Regions from separate parts of the Mus musculus genome. Here all the other regions are linked to region 1. Evidence: chromatin loops called from intact Hi-C (ENCODE). Cell type or tissue: left cerebral cortex. All regions are shown on one strand. Links, peaks and the distances in the headings refer to the core of each region. The heading gives the core; the rest is flanking DNA. Region 1 holds the start of Gm1720 (predicted gene 1720). Region 2 holds the start of Gm15232 (predicted gene 15232). Region 3 has its middle 87 kb from the start of Gm30354. Region 4 has its middle 67 kb from the start of Gm30354.

Evidence for each region. Peaks named below come from ENCODE experiments on the same cell type or tissue, not always from the same donor. Only the 100,000 strongest peaks of a DNase experiment are listed, where the experiment ranks them.
Region 2: it touches region 1 in a loop (2.3-fold over the local background); 11 of 42 quality-filtered maps call a loop at or near these places.
Region 3: it touches region 1 in a loop (3-fold over the local background); 3 of 42 quality-filtered maps call a loop at or near these places.
Region 4: a loop joins it to region 1, with 4 times the contacts of the local background. A loop is called at or near these places in 2 of 42 quality-filtered maps.

What each region holds. Positions count from the first base shown.
Region 1 is chrX:166,656,761-166,664,551 of GRCm38, reverse strand. It overlaps Gm1720 (predicted gene 1720), which reads right to left and starts at 2,527. Exons shown (of 9, transcript NR_046015.1): 1 at 2,476-2,527; 2 at 1,686-1,765; 3 at 1,069-1,108; 4 at 570-687. In left cerebral cortex, for the core only: CTCF peaks have their summits at 2,901 and 3,516 (motif pointing left); DNase peaks (open chromatin) are centred at 2,618, 2,944 and 3,475; H3K4me3 peaks cover 380 bases; H3K27ac peaks cover 1,348 bases.
Region 2 is chrX:167,098,993-167,106,783 of GRCm38, reverse strand. It overlaps Gm15232 (predicted gene 15232), which reads left to right and starts at 4,678. Exons shown (of 4, transcript NR_168066.1): 1 at 4,678-4,770; 2 at 5,385-5,758. In left cerebral cortex, for the core only: no CTCF peak of the experiment used is centred there; a DNase peak (open chromatin) is centred at 4,678.
Region 3 is chrX:166,967,996-166,975,786 of GRCm38, reverse strand. No RefSeq gene overlaps it. Among named protein-coding and RNA genes, the nearest start is that of Gm30354, 87 kb to the right of the region's middle. In left cerebral cortex, for the core only: no CTCF peak of the experiment used is centred there; no DNase peak of the experiment used is centred there.
Region 4 is chrX:166,948,112-166,955,902 of GRCm38, reverse strand. No RefSeq gene overlaps it. Among named protein-coding and RNA genes, the nearest start is that of Gm30354, 67 kb to the right of the region's middle. In left cerebral cortex, for the core only: no CTCF peak of the experiment used is centred there; a DNase peak (open chromatin) is centred at 4,753.

The sequences.
Region 1 (7,791 bases), core at 2,341-4,840:
ATCTGCCCTTTCACACACTGACATGGGTTGTATGTGCACGGCTAGCTTTCACTGAAGGACTGAAAATGACAACTCAGAGTAGCTTCAACTGGGGGCCTACAGAAAAGTGTTCTAATACTCTGAGTAAGGCACTAAGACTAAAGAAACGATTTTAGTCATAGTTTCATCAGATATGGGAAAAATGGTCAGCCTATTAGTTATGTGAAATTGCTCTGGCTCTAAGAGTGACTGAATCCAAACTGGAAGAGTAGTACAATTAGAGTACTACCTTGAGCAAATTGACCCTCTGTGCCTTCACTGCCCCATTTTCAATCAGGGACAATAATGGTACTTTCTTCATAGTGTAATTGCCAAGTACAAATGAGTACAGAATGCTGTGCCCAAGGTTTGGCATATAGAACACCCTTCATAAATGTTAGAACTGTTAGCCAAGATTCGTGTCCTTTCCCTTAAGACAGAGCTCATTCTCAAAAGACAACATATCTCATTTATTCTCGTTCCCGGATCTATATTTAAGTATATTTATGTAATATACACACTCATTTAGAAACATCTATACGTACACTTACATGACACACAGGACGATGACTTGAGAGGAGGAGAGGGTTCATCAAGGAGAGGAGAAGCTGGGAAAGCCAATGAGCTTGGGAGCAGTGATTGCTGAGTGAGATCAAGGTACAAACAGGTCTACAAAACGTTCAAAAGTAAGACATTACAATCTAAGTTACCTTGAAAACCTTTAGGAGCCCATTAATGGAAATAAAGAGGCTTGGAGACATAAATCAGCATATAGTTACATGCATGAGTGCATGCGAATGCGAATGCGCATACACACATACACTCACATCCTAAAGATAAACAAAAATTCCCAGAAACAGAGAACTCTCAGTTCACCAGGGGAAAACTGCCTCTGCCTTGGTTCTCCCACCCACAGGGGAAAGGGTATCATAAACTAGTTCTCTAGTCTCATTCTTTTGCGGACAGTAATAGAGAGTGGCAGGAACCACGTTCCTTACAAACCAAGCATGAAAGGCCAAACCCAGCACTGGAATCAGATGCCTTTCTTACCTTGAACCAGAAGAGCCTTTCAGGCGAGACATTCTAGTTTCTGTAAATGAAAGGGAAAAAAATTTTTTTCTTCCTTTGTCTGCAACAAAAGGGAAGCAGTGGTTATTTCAATGATATCCATTCAGCACATGCTAGTTGGGCAACTATAATATGTAAATTCTGGACACTAAGTAGAAATCAAAGAAATGTAAGTCTGCTCTTATTGACGATTGTGATACAAACAAGGAGGGAAGTGTTGAAAGGAGCAAAGATTAAAATGCAGCTCTCGGGGTGGTGGGTGGAGGGGGTAAACTCGGCAGTTAAGATAAAGAGAACACTGGCTGCTCCTGAGGAGGACCCAAGTTCGACTCCCTGCAAAGCGTGCACATGCTGATGCACATCTGTAACTCCAGTCCTGGGGAGTGTAATACCTTCTTCTGGCCTCTGTGGGCACTGCATGAACATGCTGCAGGCAAAACACTCAGAGGCAGAAAAGAAAATAATCAATAATTTTTTAGAAGGAGTTGAAGAGAGAGCTGGTAGATGACTCAGTTGTTAAAGCACTTGCCTCGCAAGCATGCCGACCTGAATTCAGACCCCAAGAGCCCTTGTAAAAAACTGGGCATGGTGGTCCTTACCTGTAAGCCCAACAATGACAAGATGACAAGCAGATCCTTGGAGCACACTGGCCAGCTAACCTAGTCGGCTTGATGAAGTTCTAGAACAGTGAGATAGCTGATCTTCAACAAAAGGCAGAAGGCACCTAACGCCTAATGTACCTTTGAAATTATTTTCTGACCTCCAGCTTCATACACATATGCACATGCGCACTTGCATACACATGGGAGAAAAGATGTTTGAGTTAAGCCTCATTCGTGTGAACAATCCATTCAGAGCCCAATGTTCATTTTAGCTTTGGTTTTCAAATCCCACTTAGCCTGTTATGGCACAGCCTTTTCCCTGACTTGCTTCTTCAGTGTCCAGGTACCTGCTTAGATCTATGTAGCACACACATATAGCCGCAATACAACAACCATTCTGTCTCGCAACTGCTCCTAAGAGCCTCCATGTCACCAGCTACCAGCCAGGATCAGAACAAGTTTGTAGCAAGAGCTTTGAGGGAAGGGATAGTATTGTTTTTAAGTAAACTTTTTAAGGATAGAGATCAAAAGGACCGTCTTCTCATAGGACCTGGCCACCACTCCTGCATATTGTATCCACGTTAACAGATGATATCACTACTTAAAAAAAATAGAGACTGGTAGGCAGTTCAAGAGAAGAAAATGGTGACAGATGACAGTTCCCATATGTTGTCTCTCCAAATCAAAGAAAGAGTTTAAGATGATTGATGGTAAATGTATGCCCTGCCCTGGCTGAGAGCCCTCACACTAACCCTGTAGGCTGAAAGACATAAAAGCTGAAATTCACCCTCTGCTCACTTCCAGGGGGTGAGTCACCAACAGCCTTCCTCACGTTTCTCTGGGCGGAAAGCAGGAGACTTTCCAAACAAGGCTGGGGTTTTGCCGTTTCCTTGGCTCCCTTCACACATAGCCCAGCCATGACCACATGCAGTGACAGGCAGGAACCCATTGCCTTATTTGGGAATGCTGTGGCCCTCTTCGTAGGAGGACCAGAGAAGAGTGAAAAGTCCACATCGAAACCACAATAGCTGACAAAAATAAAGGGAACTCGATCAAGGAAGAGGACAGTTTATCGAGAACAAATATAGAAAACTGTCTGATTTCCCGAATTAGATATTTCCAGGCCCATGGCTTTTTATAGGTCCTTGAGGAAAATACCTAGACTCTTCCATTTTCCTGCAATGATGTCTCCCACTTGCCTTCTAGCGGTACTGCTGGTTGTCTGCAGTTAGCAGTTACTGCTAAGCCAGCTGTTTTTACAAAGGATATTATGTGGGTTTTATTCACCCATAATCCTCTGGGCTAGTACTTCACAAGCCTTGCTCCAGCATGTGCTGTGTGACATTCATTGTGTACCGCTGACAGCAGGGACCCTGTCGGTTCCACCCCACCCCCAACAAAAAAGTAGTGGTGCGGTGAGAAAGAAGAGTAAGCATGTCTGAGCAAGACAGTTTCCCATTAGGAGGGCAGAACTGAAGCAGAACCCTGCTGATCTCCACCGTGCAGGCGAGGCCTCCGCAGAGAGGCCGGGCTGCTCACCCTAGACGAAATGCCTAAAGCTGTAGAGAGACAATCCAGGGATCCTGTACCCTGCAGAGCTCAAGGTGGCTCCCCGCAACCCTTTATTTTTTTTTACGCTGGTTTTCTCCAAATCTAAGGTAGCCCAGTGCTGACAACGAGAAGCAAAGTGAAGCCAGGAGGCTCTGGAAGTCTTGGGTGTGTCGTCTCGTGCTGGAATGTGTGTCCATTGTCAGCTCCAGGATCCCAGAAAAACAAAACAAAATCTCTCCTCCGAGGGACGAGCCTGGTAATTCACTGGTAGAGGGAAGAGCGCCCTCTGCTGTCGCTTGAGATTTTCTGGTTTTGATTTCAAAGACAGCCGTCACACTTCATGTAGAACAGATTTAGGACATATTGTCTGCACTAAATAAGAAAGACACCCTGGGTGTAGACTGTATTAACCAGGTTGTGTTCTGTGTCGTGTGAGAGAGGCCTGAGGGATGACTGGGGAGTCACTTGAAGGCCATTTCATGTGGCTGCTGAGAGAACCATAGGAGAGGTTCTGCAAGGTGTCCATGTCCAAGACTAGAGATTGAACGATTGTTGAGAAACAGCGTTTTCTTTCAGTGGGACTGTGGCCTAGCCAGAACCTCCATTAAATTTCCCTATCTTTTCCCCAGGAAGGCACTCTGAGTACATACCTCAATTTGTTTCTTTGGGAAAGAAAATATGCTTTCCTCATTTATTTCCTCATAAAACCAAATGGCTTAGCTTAGAAATGCTTTATGAAGATAAGAATTAAAGATAAGCACATGTGACCCACTGTTATGAAAAATCCGTTATGTAACTCAATATGCTACCTTAGGGACATGTATGAGTTTGACCCAGACATTCACTTGCCTTAGGAGCTAATTCCAAATGCAATTTGCAACTCACACTTAAATCATAGTTATAATTAATGATTGGGTGATGGAAATGGCCACATAATAAAAGGCCATAAGTGACATGGTTTTAATCCCTTGGTGTTGAGGGTTGGTCTGGTGCTGCTATGTATTCAGATGCTTAATTCTCTACCCCAAGATCTGGTTGCCCCAAGACAAAGTCAAAGACACCAGCTTTTGGTATACAAACCTTGCTCCCCAATTTAAAACTTGGTTAAATAAAAATGTCTACAACCAATTACTGAGGAGAATAGAGAAAGGTGGAGTTTGAGTTACTGGGCTGGGGGTCACAGATAAGGACCACAAAGAGGAGGGGAGAGGAGAGGAGAGGAGAGGAGAGGAGAGGAGAGGAGAGGAGAGGAGAGGAGAGGAGAGGAGAGGAGAGGAGAGGAGAGGAGAGGAGAGAAGAGAAGAGAAGAGAAGAGAAGAGAAGAGAAGAGAAGAGAAGAGAAGAGAAGAGAAGAGAAGAGAAGAGAAGAGGAGGGAATGAATGTCACCAGAAGACTTCCTAGAAAGGGCTAGGTTGTAGACACTTGAACTATACTGGTAGTCATGGGCAAGACAAGGAAGAAGTAACTCTGAAAGACCCTACAGAAGAAGTGATATGGCAATCCAGTGGGACGGTGAGAGGTCAAGCAGAAGGCAAAATCACGGTCTCAGTGCCACATTTATGCTACTGTAACCAAATTCCTTACCCTAATATAGATTCGCTTACTGCTAATAAAACAAACTGCAGTGTTGAACCTTCAATTTTGAAATAGTCAAGAAGGGTTTCCTCTGAAATCCCCTTCTGGTTGTCTGTTTCCCTCTCTTCCCTTTATGTGCCATCATAATTAGCATGCACATGCATGTGATCACTGCTCTGGGGTAGTGGTTCTGAACACGAGGCAATTTTGCTCCTCAGAGGACCCTGTCTGTGATGTTTAACTTCTCCTAGGGAAATGGGGACAAGTATATATTCATCTCAGGGCACCAGTGACAGACCAAGGGAACAATTCCATCCAAGAATCTAGCATGGTAAACTAATATGTTGACTAGGGTTAATTACAGGTGCAGGGATGACTCAAAGACAAATCTGTCATCAAAAATCACATTCCAGTATAGACAATGAATCAAGAAAGCTACATCCCTGGAGATCCATGCAGGCAGCTATACCCAACCCTACCCCAGCAACTGCCCCCTGCTTTTATAACTTTGGAGAATGGCCGTGTGAATTTTCTAACTTTTCATGCTTGGTAAGTTTTATGAGCTTCCTGAGCCTTGTAAATTTCCTTAGGTTCCCCAGTCTCTGGAGTCTCCTTCACCTACCTGGGAGTGAAGGTTTCAATTTGGCTATTCTACTATGTGTAAACTATTTTGTGTCTGTGCCAAGACCCAATTGTCAAATAAGTACTGTGAATGAGAACCCTTGATCAAACCAACCATATCTACAAAGTCGAGAAGGAAGAACCATTCTGGGAGAACTTTTCATAAAGCAGATCAGGGATTCTCGATTGGAGATTATTTTTGCCTGTCAAGCAATGAATGGAGATGGTTTTCCTTGTCCCAGTCCAGGAAACAAATTGTTGCTGGCATTTAATAGTTGCAGGCTAAGGAGGATACTACGCATCTTACAATATACCAGTGGTCCTAAATAGTGACAGTGCCAAGATGGAGAAATCCTGTCCCAAGATCACTTGTGCTAAAGCCACAGGAGTCCCCATTGGTGTTTTCACGCTCTCTTTTAACTGTGCACTTTGGATCCTGCACTTCAGAACTGTCTTTCTGCTTCCAAGCTAGTTTTGAATGTCTAGACGTTACACAGCTCTAACACAGAAACAAGGGTCTGAGAAGGACGTTTGGCACAAAACCCAGCCCTAAAGCAGATTCACACCAGAGAGCAGGCCAGTTGGCCGACAAGGTTGAGCCAGGACAGGCAGTAAGGACCGAGACAAACCATAGTCACAATTCAAAATGACACTCAGCACCAACGGCCCTGCCAAAGACACTCTGTCCTGCCAAGCACAGGGACAAGGTGGCTGAGTATGTGGGGCGGTAAAGACTTTTACTGTAAAGTCAGACTGTTTCTGAAAAGTCATATGATGGGATGGGCAGTTTCAGTGAGCAAGGTGAGGCTTAAAGAAGAGGCTCATTCCTGGAGCAGGGCCCATGACAAGGGAAAGCTGGGACCCTGACTAGAGCTCACACCTCACCTTTAAACCCATATATTATTCCATTGGCACCCAGGGAGATATGTGAAATTGTGGCATTTTGGCAGGGCCAAGAACTGTGAAGTATCTGAGAGCCAATCCATCTCACAAACTCAAGGCTTTCTCTGAAATGGTGTCATGGATAGGTTTGTGAGATTGTTAAACCAAAGGTTTCATTCTTCTTTTTGAAATTCTCTCACGTTCATTTATTGATGAGGGAGTGCATTGTTGGAGCATGAGTGTGGGAGTCAGGAGTCAGTTCTCTTCTTCTACCATGTCCTAGGGCTAGAACTTAGTTTGCCAGTCTTGGTGGCAAGCACCATCATCCCCTGAGCCATCTTCCCAGCCAGTTTCATTATGCTTGGGGTCATAGCAGTTTAAGTGTCAGGTTCACATCAGATACTGTTTGCTTCTAACGTTCCACAGATGCTACCCAGAGCGGCCCAGATAGATGCTGCACAAGTGATACAGTTGTAGCATGACTGAGAAATTTTCCATTTGGGGGAAACCTTGATCGTTTACACTGAGCGAGCAATAAGCAGACATGCCTGCTTTCGGGCTCAGCGGGAAATGATGTCTTTATTATACGGGGCAAGAGATATTGTTCTGGTGATGGATGCTGTCTCTGTCTTTCAAACAATGCTATATAAACATCTCCTATTTTTAAAAATTAAGTCTGGGACTGGAGAGATAGCAGTTAAGAACACTGGCTATTCTGCCAAAGGAACTGGGTTAAAGTCCTAGCACACACACACACACACACACAGAGAGAGAGAGAGAGAGAGAGAGAGAGACAGAGAGAGAGAGAGAGAGACAGAGAGAGAGAGACAGAGACAGAGAGAGAGAGAGAGAGAGAGAGAGAGAGAGAGAGAGAGAGCAGTTTACAACCACTTGTATCTCCAGGCTCAGGGCATCTGGCACCTTCTTCTGGCCTCTGAGGGCACCAGGCATGTACATGGTATACAGGTGTACATGCAAGTAAAACACAAAACATAAAATAAAATGACTTTTTAAGTCATTTTAAGGAATGCCTCCAGTTTTTAAATTGACAAAACAAAACTAGAGAGACCCATGGTGAATCAATCATGTTTACTCTCTCAAACAATAAGTAAATATGCCTCTCCAAAACCAGTAGAGAGCAAACACTGAATGGCTGGTTATTTTGTTTGATTTCAGCTCTGTATGTTCACCTTACAAAGATAAGCATTTTCTCTTAGTTGATGAACATGGTAGTGAAGGTCAGTAAAGATGACTGTTCTGAGAGTCCTGCACAGACTGAAGATTTCTGATCACTCTAAAGGCCCCTGCTGCCGGTTCTGAGTCTCCAGCTCTTCTTCCTTCCCATCCAGGATGAGTAGAGCAGGCCAAACGTGTAAAGTGAAGCAGGAAGCTAATCATTGTTGCTAAAGACAGAGGTGTGCATGGGCATGGGAACGGATTTAGAAAAGGAAGCTATGATGGACCAGATGGGTG
Region 2 (7,791 bases), core at 3,584-6,083, 440 kb before region 1:
GAGGGGAGACTGTAGATCTGGCTTAGCTCCTCCACCTAAGCCTTTGGGAGAAATCAGGACACCTCTGTGGACTAAAGCAAAGCAGTTTGACAGAAGGACTTACGAGGATGGATTGTCTAAGATAGGGGAAGATAGATGACCAACAGAAAGGTAAGATTGGCATGGATAGTTGGGATATGAGGTCAGAAGCCTTTCACCCGCTCCTGCTTCATCTACTGTCTATTCAGAACAAATAGTGGAGACGCTTGGTGGTGGTACAGGGCTGTAATCTTCATACTTGGAGGTGGAGACAGGAGGATCCAGCTTGAAGGTCATCCTCATCTACAAAACGCATTTGAGGCCATGTCTCAAAACATTCAAACCTCTTAAAAAAAGAAAAAAAAAGGATTAGCATCTAGTCACCCAGTTGCCGTTGGTGTCAAAGTTCTAATCACAATATGAGCAGTTTACTGAAGGTAGAACACTGTGGTCACAACCACACGTCCCAAAATAGGCATTTTCTTTGGGCCTACAAGGCCCCTCCCTCCCTTGAATACTGCACCGTTTGCTTGCATGCACTCTAAGTTGCGTGCAATGGCTGGAGGCTTTCTCTTCCCCTATGTTAACTCAAGAAAACAGAAGGATGCCTCAGCCAGACAGCAGCCGCCCTCGCTCGGTCCCTTCCTTCTCTGTGCTCTGGCAGCTGGTGATTTCTTCATTCTCTTAATCTGTCAGGAGAATCGAATCATTGGGGCGCATAGTCCCTCAATTAGAATGCAAGAGCAGCCGCCTCCATCACAGTCTGCCTGGGGGAGCTGTTTATTCCCTAGTCTGAATGTGAAAGCCGTGGCTTTTGGCAGGGTGCATGCAATATGTAATCATGAAAGTTCTTTTTGAAGCAAGAGTGACTAAAGTTCAAATGGATGCAAGACTGATAGTCTCATCTCCATCTTGTCTTCTGGGCTGTTAGTATGCTGTCCTTTTCATATTATTAATTCATTAAGGAACAGCAAGCTCCTGTGGGGTATTACTTTCCGAAGTGGGCTTTTTCATTGTAAAACCACTTACACATAGGGGATTTGGACAATATAGAAAAGCTCAATAGCTGGGGAGGGGCATTAAATCTTTATAAGCTTTGCCCTCAGCTAATGAGAAACTGTTGTTGCTATTCTGACGTAGTTTTTCTCTTTTATATTTGAAACAGAGTCCCATGTGCACAAGGCTGACCTCAAACGTGATATGTAGCTGAGGGTGACTTTCAATTTCTGATCCGCCTGCCTCTGCCTCCCAAGTGCTGGGACATGGTTTTGGTCTCTTTGTCTACATGTTTTCTTACACACACATTTCTTTTTCGACAAACCCAGACAAACCCAGATCATTCTGTTTCTTTTCATGTTGTGAGAAATTTTACTCATATATTCTCATTCTTCTGGAACATGACTATTAACAATTATGCTTACTGTATGAGCATGCCATCCACGTGTTTAAATTGTTTTTGAAGGATATTTAAGAGGCAGACCACTTTTCTCTAATGAATATCTCTGACTGCAGGTTTTTTTTTTACTATATTTCTTAATATCAGCCAAGCCTACATCTTTGAATGAAAATATTCAAAGTTAATGTGTTGTCTGATAGATCAACAAAATCGGCTACACTAATTTGTGGCCATATTAAGTTCGCTTTATTTTTGTTAGTAAAGGATCATTGGAATTTAGGGCTGATAGTGGCCATGCAGTGCTCTTAAATGATGGTGAGACGCTCCATACCTGGGATTTTAGATCTAAGCGGAAAACTTGTCAGAGATGGATGGAGAGTACTTTCTGGAGAGAAATGAGCCCTTTGGCAGAGCCACTGATTTTTATAGTGACATCAGTCCAGAAGTCATTCAAAGGAAGTTTGAAAAAGCACGTTGTCCAAAATTTCTCTACGCTCTTCCAACCCACACATATTGAAGTCAGAGTCTGTGACGAGGTGGACCAGTAAAGTTTCTGTGAGAAGGTGCATGCATGCTTGTACTTCGTTACTGTGAAAAAGAGAAAGAGAGAAAGAGAGAGAGAGAGAGAGAGAGAGAGAGAGAGAGAGAGAGAGAGAAAGAAAGAAAGAAAGAAAGAAAGAAAGAAAGAAAGAAAGAAAGAAAGAAAGAAAGAAAGAAAGGAAGGAAGGAAGAAAGGAAGGAAGAAAGAAAGAAAAACGTGTTAGCTGAACTTGGAGGTCATGTGGTCCGTAAGGTGAAGCCAACCAGGCTCTGTTTTTTGTAGCGTGTTAACTATTGTTTGTGTTTCCACTGGTGATAATAATAGCTAGCCACTTCCCCAGGGATAGTTGGGGCTCAATTCCTGTTTATTCAAACCCTGGAAGCCAGGCCGTGAAAGGCATGCACAAATGGTTGAAAGGGAAGTACAGCTTTGGCTTAGGTGCACAGATCTCTCACTGACAGCAATCTAATGAGGCTTTGGGTTGCTCATGAACTAAACCTGGGGTTAATAGCCTTCATCCTTACTGAGCTTGTGCACTGGTTGTGTGAAGGACTTATGATGTGTTCACAGGGGAAAGAATGGCTGTGGGACAGATAGCAAACGATTACATGGGCCTGAAACAAACACCGGTGTTTTAGAACACTTGGCGGAAACTGAAGCTGCAAATCATCTTATCAGCTCAGGCCTAGAGGGGCCAACTGAAGCTTCATCGAACACATCCTTTTACAAGCTCCGAGCTTTCAATGGGCCTTTGAAAACCAGTCAAGCTGGAGCTGGCTTTTCAGAGGTTGCCGGCTGCTCAGTTTACAACAGTACAAATTGGCAGCTCCGCAAGAAAGAAACAGAAATCCAATCCGTGCCTGGGATTGAAAGCTCCAGAGGCTCAAATGTCAGCTACACTGGAGTATGGCTTCTCCTCTAATTATGTCCGGTCAAATAAGGGTTGAAAATGTCAGCCCTAGACCTGAGACTCAGGCCACTCCAGCCACCAATGACACTGGGCTGGGGTCCAGTTGAAATAATGAAGAATGAATTTGAAAAGCCCTTCAGTTGATTTCAAGACTTCCTGGGACTGCAGCATTTGAACCACAATGTTCTTCTTTTGAGGCAAAGGTGGGAGCCAATCATGAGAGAGGTTTCGTGGCTTGTACTGTCTATATTTGGCTATATTGTTGCTTCATTCAACTACACTTATGGTATGAGTGCTTGAAAAGCAGGACTTCCGGAAGGGTTTTTAATGCCTCCTTTTTACAAAGGAGCCTTATCTTTATGCATATGGAGCTGCTTGGGAACATATCTTGTGGCTTTCAAACGAAGGGAGCCAGTGTACAAAATTTGCTTAAGAAAACAAAAACAGACTTCAATTGTAGCCCCTGACTTCACACTATTTAAGTGAAAAAAAATATAGAAAACAAAAGTTAGTCCTTCCTATATCATTCTAACCAGAAGCAGATCTATGAAACTTGTGGGTGTTGAAGAATACATAATGCTGCATTCATTATTGCATTTTACATGTGTTATCAGATTTATAGATCACTTTTCAGGATGTCAAGGAAATAAATGCATCAGGCTCACCCTTCTTTGTACATTTTGAGACAGGGTCTTCATTCTGTAGCTTGGACTAGCTTAGAATTTACTATGGAGCACAGGATGGCATGGGGATTCTAGACTATCCTCCTAACTCAGCCTCTCCAGGGCTGGGATGACAGGGCTGAGGCACCACGCCTGTGTTTGAAGTGTTGCCTGAGGAAGATGATTGAATCTTGTAGGGAATCCACAGACGTGACGAACTTCACTAGAGTTTTAAATGACTACTGTTTATCCTATATTGCCTAACTTCATTCCCACCACAATCCCAGAAAAGAGACTCTATTCTTCTATTTTGCAGATGAAAACTCAAGGCAGGAGGATGTGTTCCAACCTCCCCTTAATGAGTTATATGAAGAGAGCAGTTGATGGGAGGAAAGACATTTTCTTTAATGTCTGGAAAATGTCATTGGAAAGGTGTCTACTCTGCTGAGATATTTCCTTGAGTTTTCTACCTTCTGGGCACCCAACTAAAAAAATACCAACCTCCACCAATTCTTGGGGATCCAAGGGAAAAAACTGACAGGTGTCCTTTTGTGTGAGATCTGAGGCCTGTTGAGTTCCTAATGACTTCAAGAGAACAGATCTGGAAGAGTCTTTCCGATAGGAGCTTGGGACCCCTAGCAAGGCCATTCACTTAGGATTCTCCCAGACTTAGGATATTCAAATTTAGAAGCCATCTTAATGGGATGGATAACAAAGTGTCCAGATCAGAGACCCCCAAATATAGTCTTTTCTATTTGCATACGTGGAGAAACCCCAAGAAGAGGAGTACAAAACAGCCTAGCGCCTAGGAACTACAATGGGCCTTCATCAGTCAGTAAAGCAGTGAGGTTCATGAGTGAATTATTAGCTCTCTACAGGATGTTTGGAGGCAATTTTAGTTGCCACAGTTGGGGTGGAGAGGTAACGATTATACTAGGTTTGACTGAGTGGAAACCAAGGATGCCACTAAATATCCTATAATGAACAGCATAGCCCCCAGCACAAAGAAGGATGTGGCCCCCAATCTGCCACCTCCTTCCCAGTGAGAAGCCTGCTTTTTTTTTTTTTTTCATTTGATGCACTGTGGCCACCACTCACAGGAAGCTCAGTCTGGGGCTTCTTCAAAGAGTCATTGTGCAAGCAGGAAGTCAGCAGCCCATGAAACTAGAAGGGGGATCAGAGAGCAGACAGAACCACACATATGGCTTTTAACCGACTGTATCTTTCTTCCTGACAGCAAAAGGTCAGTGTTTGCTTCTGTCGATAGGCATCAGGAACAAAGCAGGGGCTGGTCTTGTGTAATAGATCAAAACATGATATCCTAAGGTATCACTCTGTGAATGTTTCTTTATTGGGGGGGGGAGTCTTTGCAGATGTGATGAAATTAAACCCCCCATTGTGACAGAATGTCATGTAGCCAAGGATAACTCTGAACTATCGATCCTCCTATCTCTACTTTCTGAATGCTGGGATTACAAACATGTCTAAACACACATGCAGTATATTCTGAGGCTCCAAGCCATGCCTTCGCATGCATTAGGAGGCACTCTACCAAATGAGCTCTAACCCCAGCTCTGAAGTTAAAGATCGTAAGACAATTTTTTTCCTGCAATATTTAGGAGGGCCTGAAATACTTAGTGTTGCTCCTTATAAGAAGGAGGAAGAAACTGAGCAGTGGTAGCAGACACCTCTAATCCCAGACTCCAGACACCGGCAGGGAGATCTTTGAGTTCAAAGCTAGCCTGGTCTATAGAGTGAGTTCCCGGACAGCCAGGGCTACACAGAGAAATCTGGTCTCAAAAAGACCACCTAACCAACCAATAATCAAATAAATAAAATGCATTTTTTTATATAAAGGAAGAAGAGGGAGCTTGAGAACATGGGTAACAGAGACAGCGATGTACAGCAGCGGAACTTCGAGGCAGCCGCAAGCTAATGAAAGAGGGCCCTAGAATCTGGAAAAAACCAAGGCACAGATGTTCTCTTAGAGCTTCCTGGTTACACATGGGCCAAGCCACACTGTGATTTGGTCCCAGAGATATTGATCTCAAAATCCTTGTTCCTAGAACTGGGAAAGAATAATCTTCCATTGCATAGAAATCATTAGTCAGTGGTCATTTGTTACAGCAGCCCCAGGAGGCTAATTTGCCTTGATAATTTACCCTAGAGGCCCCAATTGATCCGTCGCCATTGAAGGGCAAACACTTTGCTGCAGACATGTCCAGAGAAAGGTAATGGAAAATTCCTTTGTTTTGCCCTAAATATGTGGCACCTGACTCCTCTCTGCCTCTATCCATCAACAGTGCCCACTGACTGACTATCCAGCCAATCATATGGCATTGCTATTATGTGGTTCAAAGCTCTAGAGTCTCCTATCCGATTTGACCTGGAGTACTACTGCACAGATGTGCATGCACACACGCACCCATCTGCTATTAGACTGTGGAGTCGTTCTCTTTTTCTCATTTACTGATTTAATTAGTTTTGAGGCAGAATCTCATGTACCCTAAAGTAGCTGAGGATAACCTTGAACTTCTGTAGCTTGTGCCACCACTTACTAAGTGCTGGGACTACGTAAAAATTGTCTGTACTGCTGTATTTGGTTTTATGTAGTACTGGGGGTAAAATTCGGGGCTTTGTACATGCTACATTGACTGAGCCCCAGTCCTAGTCCCAATTGTGCACTCAACATTGTTTTAATAAGGAAAACTTGTGGGAATCTGTTCTTTTTTAAAATTTTTATTTATTTTATATGTTTGAGTGCACTGTCTTCAGACACACCAGATGAGGATGCCGCATCTCATTATAGGTGGTTGCGAGCCACCATGTGGCTGCTGAGAATTGAACTCAGGACCTCTGGAAGAGCAGTCAGTGCTCTTATCCACTAAGCCATCTTTCCAACCCTACTCTTAACATTTTAAAAAACACTTATGTGTGTTGCATGCACATACACATGTGTCATGGTGCTCACGTGGAGGTTGGAGACAACCTTGAGGGCCAGTCCTTGTCTTCCTCCTTGTTTGAGACAGCGTCTCTTTATCACTGTCTAGTCCAGATTACCTGGCCTGTGAGCTCCCAGGGAATTTTCCTGTGTCTGTCTCTTATAACGATGTAGATGCACTGGGATTACAGATGTGCACTCCCAAACCTGGCTTTCTATGTGGATCCCAGTGCATGTTCCCAAGCCCTTTGCCCATAGAGCCACCAATGTAGTCCTCAGTTGCATTTCCTGTGCCACGTACAGCTGAGCAAAGCAGCAATCTTGAACGCTGGAAGGACATGGAACATAAAGAACTGAACAGACACATGTCCATAAGAAGCACATGCTTAATATCCCTTTGTACCAGGCTGTATCTTTTAAGCTGCTCTTTTCCTGGTGCTGGGGCAGTGCTGACACTGACAGAATCTCTGAAAGCAAATATTTGAAGAGGAACCTTTGCTTAGTGACGAGGTCCCAGTTGACATGAAAACTGCAGGCAGCGAGAAGTATGTGGATTATGTGGGCTGAGGGGCAGGCAGAGGGATCTGAAGAAGCTTCATCTCCCGCCAAGGGACAGCTCTGTTACAGCCCAGACACAAAGTGAGCAGCCCTCCAACTCTCCCAGCTGCCAGCTCCCTTCAAACCTGAATTCCTGCCTGCCAGCTGCTCCCCTCTGGAGTGCCACCGAATTCTAGAAATTCCAAGCAGCTTTGTGAAAGCAACCAGAGAAGGGGAAGGTATTTTAAGGAGTGTAGTAGTGTTGTCACCGCTCTAAGGAACAAGGAATGCCCATGCTAGTCTATCCACAAGGTGGACTTGACAGCAGCCATAATTGTGCGAGCAACAATTCTTTATGCACAAAAGCTCATTCCATATCATTCTGGCTTTTTGACGAGGTTATTCGATCTTACCATTTCTTCTCTTGAAAAATGGATCTTTTCCTGTGCGGTACATTTTACTCCTTCCTGAAGGCATCTTGCTTCTGTGAGACATGTTCCAATCCTTTCTTACAGGATTTGAAGGTATGACGCTGGAGGGGAGGAGGCAGGATCTAGGTGCCTCCAGACTTAACGCACTCGTGATTGAATTTCCCTAAATTTCTCACACTCACCTTTGTTCCTTTCTTCCCACCCAGGGAAAGAGTTGGCCAAATCCAGGTGACAGCAAATAGTCTAGCTGAGTCAGCAAATGGGTTTGCTGTTCCATTCTAGAAAGTCAGTAGCAATAGGGTAATTCAGTATCTTTCTCTTTCTATTTGTTTTTAAACATTTATTTTTCCATTAT
Region 3 (7,791 bases), core at 2,337-4,836, 310 kb before region 1:
CCAGGTGTGATGCTGCACTTTTGCAATCCTAGCATTCAAGAAGTAGAAGCCAAGGGATCTTAATTGTGGATAACATACATTACTTTTGCAATTTTTAAGAAAAGCATATGACCATGTGGACACATTATCTTGGAAGGGGACCAGGTATGCTTTGAAACCCTTGTGCCTCATTAGCTACCTGAGCAACTTATTGATGGCAAGAATAGGTCTTTGTGATATGTTCTTCTAGAACCTCATCTGTTCTCTATGGCAAAATCCACCTATGTTCTTATGTACACACATTTTAAGAGTGAGTCTCATGTACATCAGAATGACCTTGAACTCCCTGAGTTACTGAGAATGGTTTTGAACTTCTGATCCTCCTGCCTGAGTGCTACCAACTGAGCTCCACAGCCAGGTCCATACATGAACTTTTCTTGCATATTCACACACTCTTCGCCTCCCCCACCCTTCCAGTCAGGACAGCTGTGCTAGAACCATGACATAAAGTTTTAGAAAAACAAAAGCAATCATTTATCAGTAAGTTATTTTTCCCAAACAAAGCAAACAGTTTGCTTTTCAAGTTGACAAAAAATGTGTTTGGCCACTTCCCTGAAGTTACTACTTTCCCAGAGAAGTTTAAATGAAATAGAACTATCTCTGTGCTACAAAATTTATTAAAATATTCTGAGTTATTATGAAAAGAATAAAATGTTAAAACAAAATAACAACAAACATCAAAAGCCCAAGGCATTGTGCCACATTCCTGTGATCCTAACACCCAGGAAGCAGAAACAGGATTGTCATAAATTCTTGGCCAGCCTGGTCTACATAGTGAGTTCTAGGCTAGTGTGGGATAGATTTCAAAATCAACAAGAAAGTTGGTTTACCTAAACAGGCCTTATCTTATTTTTTCTTAAATAACCATCTTTGTAATTTTGAATCTCAGCCATTCTTTTAAAATTAATCTAGAAAGGCTTTATAGTTGAATGTTGATTTATTAGTAATTCTTATTCCTTTCACCAGTGGTCAAAATAATTTGAGTACAAGTTATTGAGCCAGACATACATATATATGAAACATGAGTACTCAGGAGTTTGAGTTTGAGAATTGCTTGTACTACATAATAAGATCCTATATCAAAAATAACAACCAAAAGACTCTGTTACCATTGGCAGATAAAGCCCAAGATTTGTAAAAATTCTGTCTATAAATACATTGAGAAAAAAAATCCAAATCTTTTAGGATTCATACAGCCTAAATTGACTTTGAACATGTTGTGTAGCTGAGGCTAACCTTGGATTTCCTATCCTCTTACCTCTACCTCCAAAGGTCTGTGGACACAGGTGTGTGTCACCAAGCTTGGCTATTCCAGTTTGTTTTTTAAGAGTGTGTGTGTGCACAGACATATGCATACATGTACCATGATTGAGTGTGTTGTAGAGGTCAGAGGACAACTTGTGTAAATCAGATCTCTCCTTCCAGCATAGGGGTCCCAATTGATCTCTGTCTCTGACTCTCTGTCTCTCTATTTGTGTGTATGTCTTTTATACATATTCTAGCTAAACATTTCCTTTTCAAAACAACATGATGATCATTGCTATTTGTGCTGCAACAGGGGAATTCCCAGTATTCTAAAAATAATTTCACTTGTATGGAGTTTAGTTACCACTGCACAAACAGTAGGGTTTCACGACATATCCATTTTGAAATAAAAATCCTTGATACATACCTGTTTCTCACTTCTCAATGTTGTTTTCTGTGTGCCTCATTTATTGATGTCTTCCTGAAGGACTTCTACCTCAACCATAAATTATTGTAGCCCTGATATAATTCATGCCCTTAAGAGGCAGAAGCAGGTGATCTCTGAGTTCAAGGCCAGCCTCATCTACAGAGTGAGTTCAAGGACAGCCAGAACTACACAGAGAAATCCTGTTTCAAAAAACAAACAAACAAACAAACAAAAAAGGAAGGAAGGATAGAAGGAAGGAAGATAGGAAGGAAGGAATGAAGAAAGAAAGAAAGAAAGAAAGAAAGAAAGAAAGAAAGAAAGAAAGAAAGAAAGAAAGAAAGGAAGGAAGGAAGGAAGGAAGGAAGGAAGGAAGGAAGGAAGGAAGGAAGAAAGAAAGAAAGAAAGAAAGAAAGAAAGAAAGAAAGAAAGAAAGAAAGAAAGAAGGAAGGAAGGATTGGATGCATCCTAGCTTTGCTGGATGCCTCTTCAACCAAAATCCTAAATCTAGGATGAAGATTAGAGGTAAACTCATTACATGTGCTTGCTTTTTTTGGAAAATTGTCGTAGGAAAGGATTTTCCTTTCCTTAGTTTGACCATTACAAGAATTGTCTAAAGGTTATCTAAGTTCCAAGTCCTTCTGTATTGCCACCTTACTTTTCACCCCACCGTCTGACAATCATTCTATGACTCACACTGATACCTTTGTACTGCCTTCAGTATGGTGTTCAAACTCGAAATGGTCAAACGTCACCTAACATTCTGTGGCCTCCTACCCTTGTCACATACACTCTGCTAAATGTGACTGAGAGACTTAGGATTTCTTGTCACATACACTCTGCTAAATGTGACTGAGAGACTTAGTATTTCTTGAAATGGGTCCCTCCAATCCCCCGAGCTTTCAGATAATAACCCTAAAGTGTCCACCTCTTTGCTTTATTTATTTATTTATTTATTTATTTATTTATTTATTTATTTTGGTTTTTCGAGACAGGGTTTCTCTGTATAGTCTTGGCTGTCCTGAAACTCACTCTGTAGACCAGGCTGGCCTCAAACTCAGAAATCCGCCTGCCTCTGCCTCTGCCTCTGCCTCCCGAGTGCTGGGATTAAAGGCGTGCGCCACCACACCCGGCCACCTCTTTGCTTTTACCCTCTGAAATAACTTTTCTTTTCCTTCCTTCCTTCCTTCCTTCCTTCCTTCCTTCCTTCCTTCCTTCCTTCCTTCCTTCCTTCCTTTCTCTCTCTCTCTCTCTCTCTCTCTCTCTCTCTCTCTCTCTCTCTCTCTCTCTCTCTCTCCTTCCTTCCTTCCTTCCTTCCTTTCTTTTTTTCTTTCCTTCCCTCTTTCTTTCTTACTAAGAGTGTAATGCAGGGTGGCCTCAAACTTGTGATCCTCCTCTTCCTTCTGCCTCCAGCAAATGCTACCATTGTACAAGAAACTTGTTTTGGTTTGTTTTGGTTTTCTTCAAGACACTTCTAGAGTTTAGTCTTTTTGGAAAGTTGATGCCTGCCTGCAGCTTCTCTTTACACCCTGCTGTCCAGTGAGCTTCCTGGATGTTTTCCTGGTACCTTATAAAGAACCTTCTGCATTCACTTCCTGTTCTCCAGTTGATTGTGAGCTGTTCAGGAGAAAAACTTTTTCTAGGGAGGTGATTCGGTTCATCAGAAAGTCAGTTCACCACTTAAATGAACATTTTAAAATACAGTAACTTTTAGTTGTTGTTGATTTAAAGCAAAATATAAACGTGCTTTTATGTGCATTTTTGTCTCTTGGTTGTAATTTGGCTCCAAGATCAGTTGCTACATTTCTAATGATGTCAGAGTATGAAAATCATTCTGTCATCTGGTAAGAGGAAAATCAGGGCTAATGTTAGGATACTTATACAAATGAAACCCTGTTGCATTCTTTTTTCTTGTTTTTCATCTTTAAAAAAATCTTCTATTGTCTTGGTGTGCTTTGTTACTACAAGATTGAAAGGGAATTCTACTTCTTTGAGTGGATGGTGTTAATATAATTCTGGGAAAGAAAACGTGGTCACAAAAAGCACTGGAAATGATCTCACCAACCTGTTATCCATATGACCTGTATTCTGGGCTCTGTTCCAGGAATGGAAATAAGTTTGCTTTGTTCCAGGCACATTCCCTCAGTAGGGACTCTTTGTCAGCTCTTTTGGTCCATGTCTCCCACAGGGCTTAGCCCACAGTGACTCTGTTGGTATTACTCTACTGCCAGACTCACCCAGTGATCATGAGACAGGCTTCAGCTGTTCCTATCTCTAGCTGTTGATAAGAGACTAATCTTTTCTGGCTCTCAGTTTTCTCTTTAATAAAAAGCAGACTATAGGCATGGAAATTTCATTATTCAGCCAGTGTCTGTGTCTTACATGTAGTAATTCTGTACTATTTCATATATATGCCATTTATCACCAATCAGATGTCCCAGTCTTCATGGTACTTTCACACCTAGAAAGCTTTTTTAGGTCATCCTAAGAGACTGGGTTTGTTGTCTTCCACCCAGACCTCCATCTATAGCAGGCTCCTAAGGCTCTGGCAACAAAGGACCACAAACTATGTGGCTTAAAAGAATGGAAATCTCTTCCCTCAACATGCTAAAGACAAAATTCTACAGTCTGGAAATTGACAGGGTCACATTTCCTCTAAGACCAAGGGTAAAATCTTTCTTCTCCAAATATCTTTTAGTGATGACCAGAAATCCTCAGCATTTCTTGGTTTGCAGGTATCCCCACTCTCCCCAACCCCCAAATATCTGTCTCTGGCTTTTCATGACACCTACCTCCTCTTATTTTATTTATTTTTCTCTTTCTGTGTATGATAGTGTCTTATGTGCCCCAGATTGATTTCAAATACACTACATGGCAGAGGATAACCTTGAATTCCTGATCATACTTCTTCCAACACCCCAAATTATATGCCTGCTACATATTTTTATTTTTAAATAAGCATACTGTTTATATTATGTTAGGACTTGTCATAATCTTGACTTGGTCATATTTACCCTACTTCTAAATGAGGTCACATTCATGCACAGTGAAGGTAGAATATTAAACCTTCTGGGGATATCTTTTCAAAGATCATATCTAATCATTAACAACATTGAGTGGAGAACTTTTCATCCCAAATTATTGGGCGGGTTGGAAAGAGATGAACTTTGGGGACTGCTGAGCAGCAGAGAGCAACCTCATTCAAGATCAGATCGCTGCCTGAGCTCCTCCACATTCATTCAATTACTGGTTAATGTAAGGATAGAAGATTAGGTTCCCTGACCATTCTAGATACCTCTGGAGGGCATTTCTAACAGCATACTTCCCAGTGCAGTGAGTGAAGTCTACTCTGTGCTTAGGCTGTAATTTCACTTCCATCTTCTAGTCCTGTCTCCATCCTCTACTTTTCAAAGTTGGTGTTTTTCCAGGAATGGCCTTGTCTTAATCTGTTTTAGAGGACAATTCTTGGAGTTCTTACAAAGATTGAGGGTCTTGCTGCAATGTTTTATTCATCACAATTGTCCTTTCCTGGGCATGTAGTACTCAAGAAATTCTAATTGGTTGACTGTTTGGGTGACTTCTCTGAGAAAAGTGTGCAGTTCATTTCCATAGTTGCCTGTAATGCAAATGAGCCGGAGCATGCATGTACCTATAATCAACCACACACCCAAATAGACTCTCCACTATTTAACATAAGCTAGCTGTCAGCATTACCGCCAAAAATATCCTCTGTAGTGTCATGTGGCATAGAAGTCAGCGTCTCTTAGTGTCTGATAATAAGACTAGTCTCTTACCATGAATCCAGGGATAAACAAGCCACAACAATCTGGACATCTATGATTAAGGAACTGAAAACATTTTTCAACTCAGGAGACCAGTAGCATCGAGTCAAACAAGGGCATTGGAAACATATCGGAAGTTTCAAATGAGTTCATTGAAATGGAGGCTAAAGGAAGAGCGACCATGTCTTAAGCACTGAAATTTAGAGCCGGGTGTTTTTGTCTATGTGGCACAAGCTTGTTCATGGAGGACATGGAAAGATCGGCGATACTAGCCATTAGTGCCAGAAGACTCTTTGCTTTAGTTCCTTGCTCCCTCAGAGAGCACATTAACACCTGACATGAAAATTACAATCTACTTATCAGGAATGGTGATGACTGTTAAGTGGAAGAAACGTGTATTAGTTTACTGTGAGTTTGGTGCATGTTAGCATGGGTTATCTGTGAGTACTACATACTATAATCATGATAATTACTTAAAGTGAAGGTAAACAAAGATGATTTTGCTAAGTATCTAAAAAGCTTTCCTGAACAGCTGAAATTTTCAGGAATGTTCTTTTTGAGACAGGGCTATACTATGTAGCCCAGGAGAGTCCTTGAACTTGTTTAAACTCAAACCTTTTTTTACATAAAGTTTAAAAAATATAAGTAAAAAGGAAAAAAAAATCTCTAAAGGAGGGTAGGAGTGAATGAAGTCATTTTTATCATGATGTGATATGTGCCATTAAAAAACTTGTTTAGTTTGAGATGAAAAAAAATGAGGAAGAATGTCAAATCATTAGGTTTAACAGAGTATGTCCTTATTCAAGGCACGAGTTGTTTGTGGGCACTCATAAACATAATGAAAAGGCCCCTACCATTTGAATGAATCGTGTGCAGAGTCTGGTATAGGAAGATAAATGGAAGTTCATTGGAGTGCTACAAATGCTGCCATGGTGAATGATCGATGATAGCCTTGCATTTGGCTTCAAAGAAGTGCATTTATTAAACATGTGGCAAACAAAAGTAAGAAACAGATAGCAAGCAGCAGATGTATAGATGCAGAGACACCATCAAGTTGGCCACCTGAACAACAGCCAACAGCAATGACTGCAGTAGCTGAACTGAGAAAGCCAAGTAAAGGCAGCATCAGCAAATCAGGTGATAACAACATCTAGCAGCTCCAATAAGATGGATGGGTAGTTAACACAGTGAATGGCCACTCCTCGAACAATTATGTACACAACCACCACAAACAGTAGGAAAGAGCTGCTAAAATATTTTGAAGAAATGGGCTTTTTTATGGTTTTTGTCTTTTCTTGAATAGTAAGTGAATAGAGAAGGCTATTCAAGTCTGTGGGCAGTGCAGTTCTCAACAATGTGAACTAGGTATGAACGAGGGAAACCAAGGGAATACACTTCCCATTGAGATGGGTGATGACTTGGAGTGGTGATGTACTTCTTTGCTTTTTTAAAATCTCCAACTTCTCTATATTGGGCATTGTATTTCTTTAATATCACTTTCAAAGACATTGCTGATGATTAAAAAAAAATGATGTAGTGCTTGGTCCCAGAATAAGTTTAATGAATCTCAGCCATCCATACTTTGTTTTATGTATTTTTATTAAATTATTTTATTTATTCACATTCTAAATATTGCCCTTTTGCCGATCCCCACCTCCCAGAGTTCTTCACCACATTCCCCTTCCCCTTTGCCTCTGAGAGAGTGCTCCTCCACCTCCCTTATTGCTAATGTTTTATGTTTTGATGGTACTTTAAAATAATATTTGTATTTATTATTTGAAATTTTCTTTTTTTAAAAATGCATGCATGCAGTGTGTTTTGATCTTATCTACCGCTCCTCCATGTGCCCTGAGAACCAACAGCTGGTCTCTGTTTCAGCCACTTTGGTTGCAGACATCAATCTCAAATTCACCAGGAAACTCTCTCCCTGATGGCTAGATTTCACAGCTCTATAAGGTGCTATATAGGCTTCTGGGGGAGAAAAGACAACAAAGGTCACAGGGTTCTAATTAGATCACTCTGCTTGTTTTTCCATCTTGTTCAGAAATAAGAGAATTGTCTTGGTTATTCAGCTTTTCAGCTTATGAGATGAATGTGCTGCCTATTACACTAAAGTGGTGCTTTGGTTGCTCAGTTTAACAAAAGCCAACAAAAAAGCTTCCCTCTTCCCTCTGGCTTTGCAATACTACAAAAATTGGAGGATGTGCTTTGCATGACTGGGAACTTATAAAACAGAGGCTGAAGGGGCTCTAAGTTTAAGAATACCCCAAAATTCTGCATTCTCAGCCTTCAGTGGCTGAG
Region 4 (7,791 bases), core at 3,230-5,729, 290 kb before region 1:
ATGAGTCTCAAGGAGGGCTGGCAATTGGTTGGCCAATCCTTTGGTCTCTGCTCCATTTTTGTCCATGCATTTCTTTTAGACAGGACAAATTTTGGGTCAAAAGTTTTGTGGATAGGTTGGTGTTCTTATCCTTCCAGTGGGGGCTCTTCCTGGCTACAGGATATGGCCACTTCCATGTCCCCACTGTTTTGCATCTCAGCTAATCTCACCCATATTGACTTTGGGAGCCTCCCCTATCCCAGGCTTCTGGAACTTCCTAGACATTACCCTCACCCCCACACCTGACAACTGCAGAATTCCATTCATTCTCCTGGTACTCTGGGCCATTATGTCTCTCCTCACACCTGATCCTACCCCCATTCCCATCCCCCTATGCTCCCCCACCTAGTTCCCTCCCTCTCTCCCCCTCTGTCTCCTATGGCCATCCCCCTGCCCCCCAAGTGTGATTGAAGCATCCTTACTTCGGCCTTCCTTCTGCTTAACTTCTTTGTGTCTGTGGGATATATCACGGGTATTCTGTACTTTTTGGCTGATATCCACTTATCAGTGAGTACATACCATTCATATACTTTTGTGCCTGGGTTACCTCACTCAGGATGATATTTTCTAGCCTCCATCCATTTGCCTGCAAAATTCATGATGTCCTCATTTTAATAGCTGTATAGTATTTCATTGTGTAAATGAACCACATTTTCTGTATACATTTTCCAGTTGAGGGACATCTAGGTTGCTTCCAGTTCCTGGCTATTATAAATAAGACTGCTATGAACATGGTGGAGTATGTGTCCTTGTGATTTGGTGGAGCATCTTTTGGGTATATGCCCAAGAGTGGTATACCTGAGTCTTCAGGGAGAACTACTTACAATATTCTGATTGGATTTTGTGATGGCTTGTATATTCTTGGACCAGGGAGTGGCACCATTTGGAGGTGTGGCCTTGTTGGAATAGGTGTGACCTGGTTGGAGTAGGTGTGTCCCTGTGGGTGTGGGCTTAAGACTTTCACCCCAGTTACCTGAAAGTCAGTCTTCCACTAGCAGCCTTTGGATGAAGACATAGAACTCTCAGCTCTTCCTGCAACATGACAGCCTGGATGCTGCAATACTCCCACCTTGATGATAATGGACTGAACCTCTGAACCTGTAAGCTAGCCCCAGTTAAATGTTGTTTTTTATAAGACTTGCCTTGGTCATGGTATCTGTTCACAGCAGTAAAACCCTAACTAAGACAGATTTCCAAAGTGGTTATACCAATTTGCAGTCCTATCAAAAATGGATGAGTATTCCTCTTTCTCCACATCCTTGCCAGCATGTTCTGTACTTTGAGTTTTTGATCTTAGCCATTCTGTTTGGTGTAAGGTGGAATCTCAGTGTCATTTTGGCTTGCATTTCCCTGATAACTACGAATGTTGCTTTATCTTATTATATTTTATTTTGTTATTTATTTTAAAGTGAATATTAAATGAATGAATGAATGAATGAAAACCTAGCCATTAGGGTAAAGGTTAACAATTGACCTATCACTTATACCTACTGGGAGAGGGGAAAATCCATTTTCTCCAATGGAGTGACACTGGGTATATCAAATACTCCAGGATAGGCCCCATTCTCAGTAGTTGATCTACATATAATGGACTTTGAGATTTTGTGTGTATGTTTTTATTTGGTTATAGTTTGGTGGGTCTTTTTGTTTTATATTGAATGTTGTTTTATTTTGTTTCATTGCTTTTGGGGGTCATGTTATATTGGGGTCTTGCTTGGTTTTCTTTTTAGGAAGGATTTAAAGATGAGTGGGTAGGGAGGGGAGTGATCTGGAAGGACTGAGGTGGAGAAGAATATGATTAAAATATATTTAAATTAATAAAATGTTTTAAATAATAAAATATAATAAAAAAGTAAAGAAGGAAAAATAAAGGAAGGAAGAGAGAAAGAGAAAGGAAGAAAGAAAGAAAGAAAGAAGAAAAGAAAGAAAGGAAGGAAGGAAGAAGGAAAGAAAGAAAGAAAGAAAGAAGGAAAGAAAGAAAGAAAGAAAGAAAGAAAGAAAGAAAGAAAGAAAGAAAGAAAGAAAGAAAGAAAGAAAGAAAGAAAGAAAGCTGAGCAAGCCACAAGGAGCAAGCCAGCAGCAATGTTTCTCCATGGTCCTTGTTCAAGTTCCTGCCTGGAGTTCCTGTCCTACTTGTCTCAGTGATGGAGGGAGTGTGAACTGTGAGCTGTAAGATGAGTCGACCCCTTTCCTCCCTAGGCTGCTTTTGCTCATGATAATTATCCCAGCAATAGAAAGCTAGTTCTGACACTCGCTAGCTAGGGAACATCAGCATTCTCCTGACAGCTCCCAGCTTCCTTCTTCACCTTGAGATCATTCTAGCTTCATCTGATTATGTGAGAATTCCATGAGATTTTATAAACCCATACCTGGCCACAGACTGTGCGCTTTGGAGCTGCAGGCCTCCTCATAGGCTTGGAGCTTATGAGAAATGCAGTTTCAGGCCCCAACTTTGCCCTGTGTGGTCTGAACCTGCATCTTCATAAGCCCTCCATGTCTGAAGTGCATGTGTCACTGTAACAAAAGACACATTGTAAGTAGAGAGAAATTTCTTGGACACACAGTGACTCGTTGCCTAGCTCATTCCAGGTAAGGCTAGCCATGGCTTTAGTGCCACAGCAGACACTCCACGCTTAACTCCCTGGATCCTCTTAGGAAGACCCTACTCTCTCAAATTCCAGGCTCGCGAACAGCAGGTAATTTTCTATTTCAAGCCAGAAGGAACAACCCTACCCACACACAAGTTTGAAGAATACAGTGAGGTACCAATCACAGAAACCTCACATTCAAAATGGACTTGCCACCCAGTTCAGCCCGAGAAGAGAGAAAAGATTTCGACAGATGCAGATTCAGTTCCGTGTCCGTATCAGGCCCTTCCTTGCCCAGCCTCTATGAGAGCTTAGGTTCAGTCCCCAGGGTTTCTGACCTCCTCATTTGCTTGCTTGATCTGCTCATTGCTTCTGCTTCCTACTCATGCTGAGGTTCTACTTGCCCCTTTGCGGGCAGGACAGGAGTAAGAAAAAGCATAAGAACAAAGACCCCACAGGGTCTAGACTTTCAGCGAGGGAAGAAAAGAAATCAGCAAGGAGAATGCCTTGTGCGCAGGGACGAGAGAGCTGCTGCTTCCTGTCAGAACAAATGGTGCCGCTGAGTTCCCACCACAGAAGTCAGCCCCCTCAATGTTCTGGCATGTGATTCTTTGGGAACAAAAGTGCCGTTTTGGAGTCATTAGCATTTGTAGCTATTTTATTGTATGAAAGAAATAAAACAGAATCCTTCCTGCGTGTTCTAATGAACAAAACACAGAAGCAACTTCAGCGAAGCTGGGGGTGGGGGTGGGGCAGCACTGCCTATTTATGAACAGGAAAAATGAAAGAATAACTAGGTAGGAAACCTAAGTAAGAAGATTTATGTGCTGATAAATAAAAATTCTGGAGGATCCTAGTAAGCCCATCATTCCCTTGTGAAGAAGCGCATAAGGACATAGACGCAAGGCTACTTTGGTCACAGAACTTGCTCTTTGACCAATCTTCCATGTGATATACAGAGTTTGATTTCATTTCATTAGACTTCATAGACCAGGATCGCTTTCTTTCCTTGGGCCTGAAGAAGGCTGAGAAAATCATAAACAAGCCATCATCCTAAATACCAGCCGCCAGATTTATACCATCCATTGTAGTGGAAATCAATATAGTGGGGTTCGTTTGACAGCTGAAAGTTCAGGGATAGGAAGTAATTTATCCAAGGTTGCGGCCAGTCCAAGCTGGAGGTAGGCTGAACGTCTGATCCCCTTGTGCAGCCTTTTGATATAAAACATGAACATAAAAATTGAAAGTTCTTATCTGGTAGATGTAAAACTTTTCTGTCTTGGCTTTGTTAATAAGGTACCCTCCCCCAAATATTAAGCAGTGAAGTCTCCTGAATATACCACCAAGGTTGTTATGCCAATGGATGCAGAAGCAACTTTGGGGAAAACGGATTTCAGTCTCACCCCACTTGTGAGAATTGGGTTTCCAGTCTAAGTCAGAGCAGAGAGCCCCTTTGGGTAATCCCACATGTCAAGTCTCTATTGAATATGAACTTTGAGATACTTGCTTATTCCCTTCCAGATATGTCAAATTTCAACAAAATAGGGGTAAAATCAAGTGCTAATTACCTGTAAAAAGGAAAGTGAAGTTAGGAGCTGGGGCTGGGAAGAAAGGGTCAAGAGAAAACTTTGTAGAATGAAGGTAAAAAATCTATTTTCATAGGAGTTTGGGTTAAGATTGTGTGATAAGCACCATCAAAATGTATTAGATATTAAATAGTTATCTAAGATTTGTATGTTTCATTATATGTGAATTTTAGCTTAAATACAATCCAATATAATAGAAGAATAACCAAGAAAATATTTAGGGCATAATAGAATTAATAATTAAAATAGTAAAGTTGAATTTTTAATCATCTTTAGCAGCCACAGTACATAAACATCTTCAATAACTTCTGCAAAGAAATGAAGTTTCCAGAAGCCAAAATGTGTATGGAAAGTAGAGGACATATGTTCTTGGCAATTGTCACAGTTGGCACTGCCAGAAAACCAGGTCTTTGCCCTTGAATGAAAAAGGCTTCCTTCAGCAGTCAAGCATTATAGGCTGGCTGCGTGTATGGAGCGTGGGAGAGATGCCAACGTATAGGAACTCTGCAATTTATTTCTGAAGAGACTCCTGCAGAGCAGTCGAAATTTGGCATCTAAGGATCGCTAATGTGTTCTTCCAAACAAATGTGGAAATAGGTCCAGAAGTGAGCACGGAGGAAGAAAAGCTCCACTTCAGCCTAAGATAAAGTGGGACTTGATGGTTTATGGGAAAAATTACCAAAGCATGCAGACAAATAAGAAATCTCAGCTCAGTGTGGTGCCACGTGCATATAATCTCAGCACTTGGGAGCTGTAGGCCAGATCAGGAGTTCAAGGTCCTTCTAAGCCATTTAACTGGCTTAAGGTCAGTTTAGGAGACATGATAACGCGTCTCAAGCTAAAAGAAGAAGAAGAAGAAGAAGAAGAAGAAGAAGAAGAAGAAGAAGAAGAAGAAGAAGAAGAAGAAGAAGAAGAAGAAGAAGAAGAAATTCCACTGACATTGAGTCATTTGGGGATTTTCTTTACTCTTCTGTTCCCACTTTCAATATTAGCCTGCATGTGCCCCCTAAATGTGCATGTCTTAGAATTTTAATTCCTCAATATGTCAGCTTTGACAAGTGGGATCCATGGTCTCATGAATAGAGCAACGCCTTTCTTGAATGGACAGGTTAGCTATCACTGGTATTCAAGATGTTCAATTCTTCTTTCTTTCTTTTTACATCTCACTTAACTTTCCAACTTCTGCCATGAGTTGAAGCCCTGCAAATGCCTTAGCAGCAGCCACCAAAAATGCTGGCACTATGTTCTTGGAAGGCCTTGTCTTTTAAACCATGATCTGAAATCAACCTATGCCCTTTGTAACTTACTCAATCTCAGACACTCTGTTATAGCTGTAGAAAATGAACATGACCTACACCCCTAGCTATTTAAATGGTTTGAACTATTCCAAGCACAGGGAAAAAAAAGCAACTAATAAAACAAGAGCACATTTGTGATCCAAGATTCTTTTTGTAAGATTGAAAATGTGTTCATTTTTGTGGCTAGACATATTAGTAATTAAATAGTTCAAGTGAATCTGTAGATTTTGCTGGTGTGTTTATGTTCATATAAAATTTGCTCTTTCAACACTTTCCTTCATCTCTCTGTTATGTATTCTTGGATGTGTACTTCTTTGGGGTTGATGAAAATGCTTTGAAATTAAGGGTGTGATGGTTAATTTCAATAGGCAACTTGATGCGATCCAGAATAACTTGGAGAGAGAGATGAACTTCTATGTATGCCTGTAGGGGATTTTCTTGATTAGGTTGATGGACATGGGAAGAACTTCCCACTATTGTTGGAACAATTTTGTGAACTGGGACAATTTTGTGGACTGCAACCATTTTGTGGACTGAGATTCTAAATTGTATTTTCAAAAGGAGAAAAAGTGTGGCTGCAAAGCTGGTTCAGTCATTAATTGTATTTACTTCTTGCTCTTGTAGAGGACCTGGGTTCGATTCCCAGAACTCATGTCTGACAGCTCACAACCACCTGTGTAACTCCAGGTCCAGGAGATTGGAAATGTTCTTCTGGCCTCTGTGGGCTCCTGCACATATATAGCATACACTTACAAAGATGCCTACACATACATAAACATAAAAAATTTTTAAAAATATTTTTAAAGATGAGAAAGTGAGCAGAGCATCAGCATTCATTGTTCTCTGCATGTAGAAAGACCAGATGTAGAGAGACCATGTTCCTCAAGATTTTGCTACTGTCACGTCCAGGCCATGATGGACCATGAGTTGGAACTTCAAGCCAAAAGAAACCCTTTCTCCATTAAGTTTCTTTTCTCAGAGTATTTTATTCCAGAAACAACTGAAACTGGGGGTATAGCTGCACAACACTGTAGATAAACTAAGGTCTGTGAAGTCTGTAGGTAAAAGGCTTAAAAGGTTAAAAGGTTAGGGTTGAGGGTTAGCTCAGCCAGTAAAATGCTTATTGTCCAAGCACAAGGACTTGAGTTTGAGCCAGACAATCCGTGAAAAGGCTGGGGGTGGTGGCTACATGCTTGTGGTGCTATTGCACCCAGGAAGGAACATCATCCAAGATCAGCCTCTGGCCCGGACATCAACAAGCACACACAAGCACTTGCACACACATGTACCTGCTCACACACATGAACACACATCTACACAATCCTTAAAAGCTGGACTTTATAATATGTGAATTACAACTTACAGTTTTTAAAGAAAAGTTTCCAGCCAGGAAACGAGTGCTTGACTAGCCAAGCCTTCTGGTCTTTGCTTGGATTTTTTGACTCTCAGCAGTATTTGTTCTGGTGTGTTGGTACTTATGGTTCAAATAATGGCAGCTTTCTCTGAGGTATCCACAGTCCTTGTGATGCCTCATAAAGTGTGTATCTGTCTCCATGCATCAAACACAGAAATCCCATGAGCTTGTGTTACTTGCTAAGGTTGGAGCATCATCTTTACATTGCACAGAGTAGGAACTTATGGTCTTCTAAAGGCTTTCCACCTGAAGCATCATTCTGTTTGTTTTGTCCTTTTGGCCTCTTTCCTAGATGCTCTATCTTAACTATTTCAACGTGTAACCTTTTTGAAATTGTAAACAAGACACACATACACACTCACATATACACTCACACACACATACAATATAACAAAAATCACATTCATGATTTGGTTTTGTCTGATTTTGTTCTTTTTATGTTGTGTTGTCTTGTTCTGTTTTGTTTTGCTTTGTTTTGTTTTAAGATAGGTTTTCTTTCCACAGTCCTGGCTGTCCTGGAACTCACAGAGATCTGCCTACCTCTTCCTCCCAAGTGCTGGGAGTAAACACTTGAGGCACCACACTCACCTTGTCTGGTTTTGCTGAGTTTGTTTGTTTGTTTGTTTGTTTGTTTGTTTCAGTTGTTCTCAAATGGTGAATGGGAGTATTTTGTGCTTCCCAGGGGACATTCAGCAATGTCTAGAGATTATTTGGATGGTAAGACTTGAACAAAGCCAGAGATCTCTAGTGGGCAAAGACTAGAGACTCCAGTAAACAATGAGCTGTATACAAGACAAGTCCCTCAACCCACCAGGAATTTGTGTGTTAGCACAATATGTTGATAGGGTGAGGCTGAGCAACTCAGG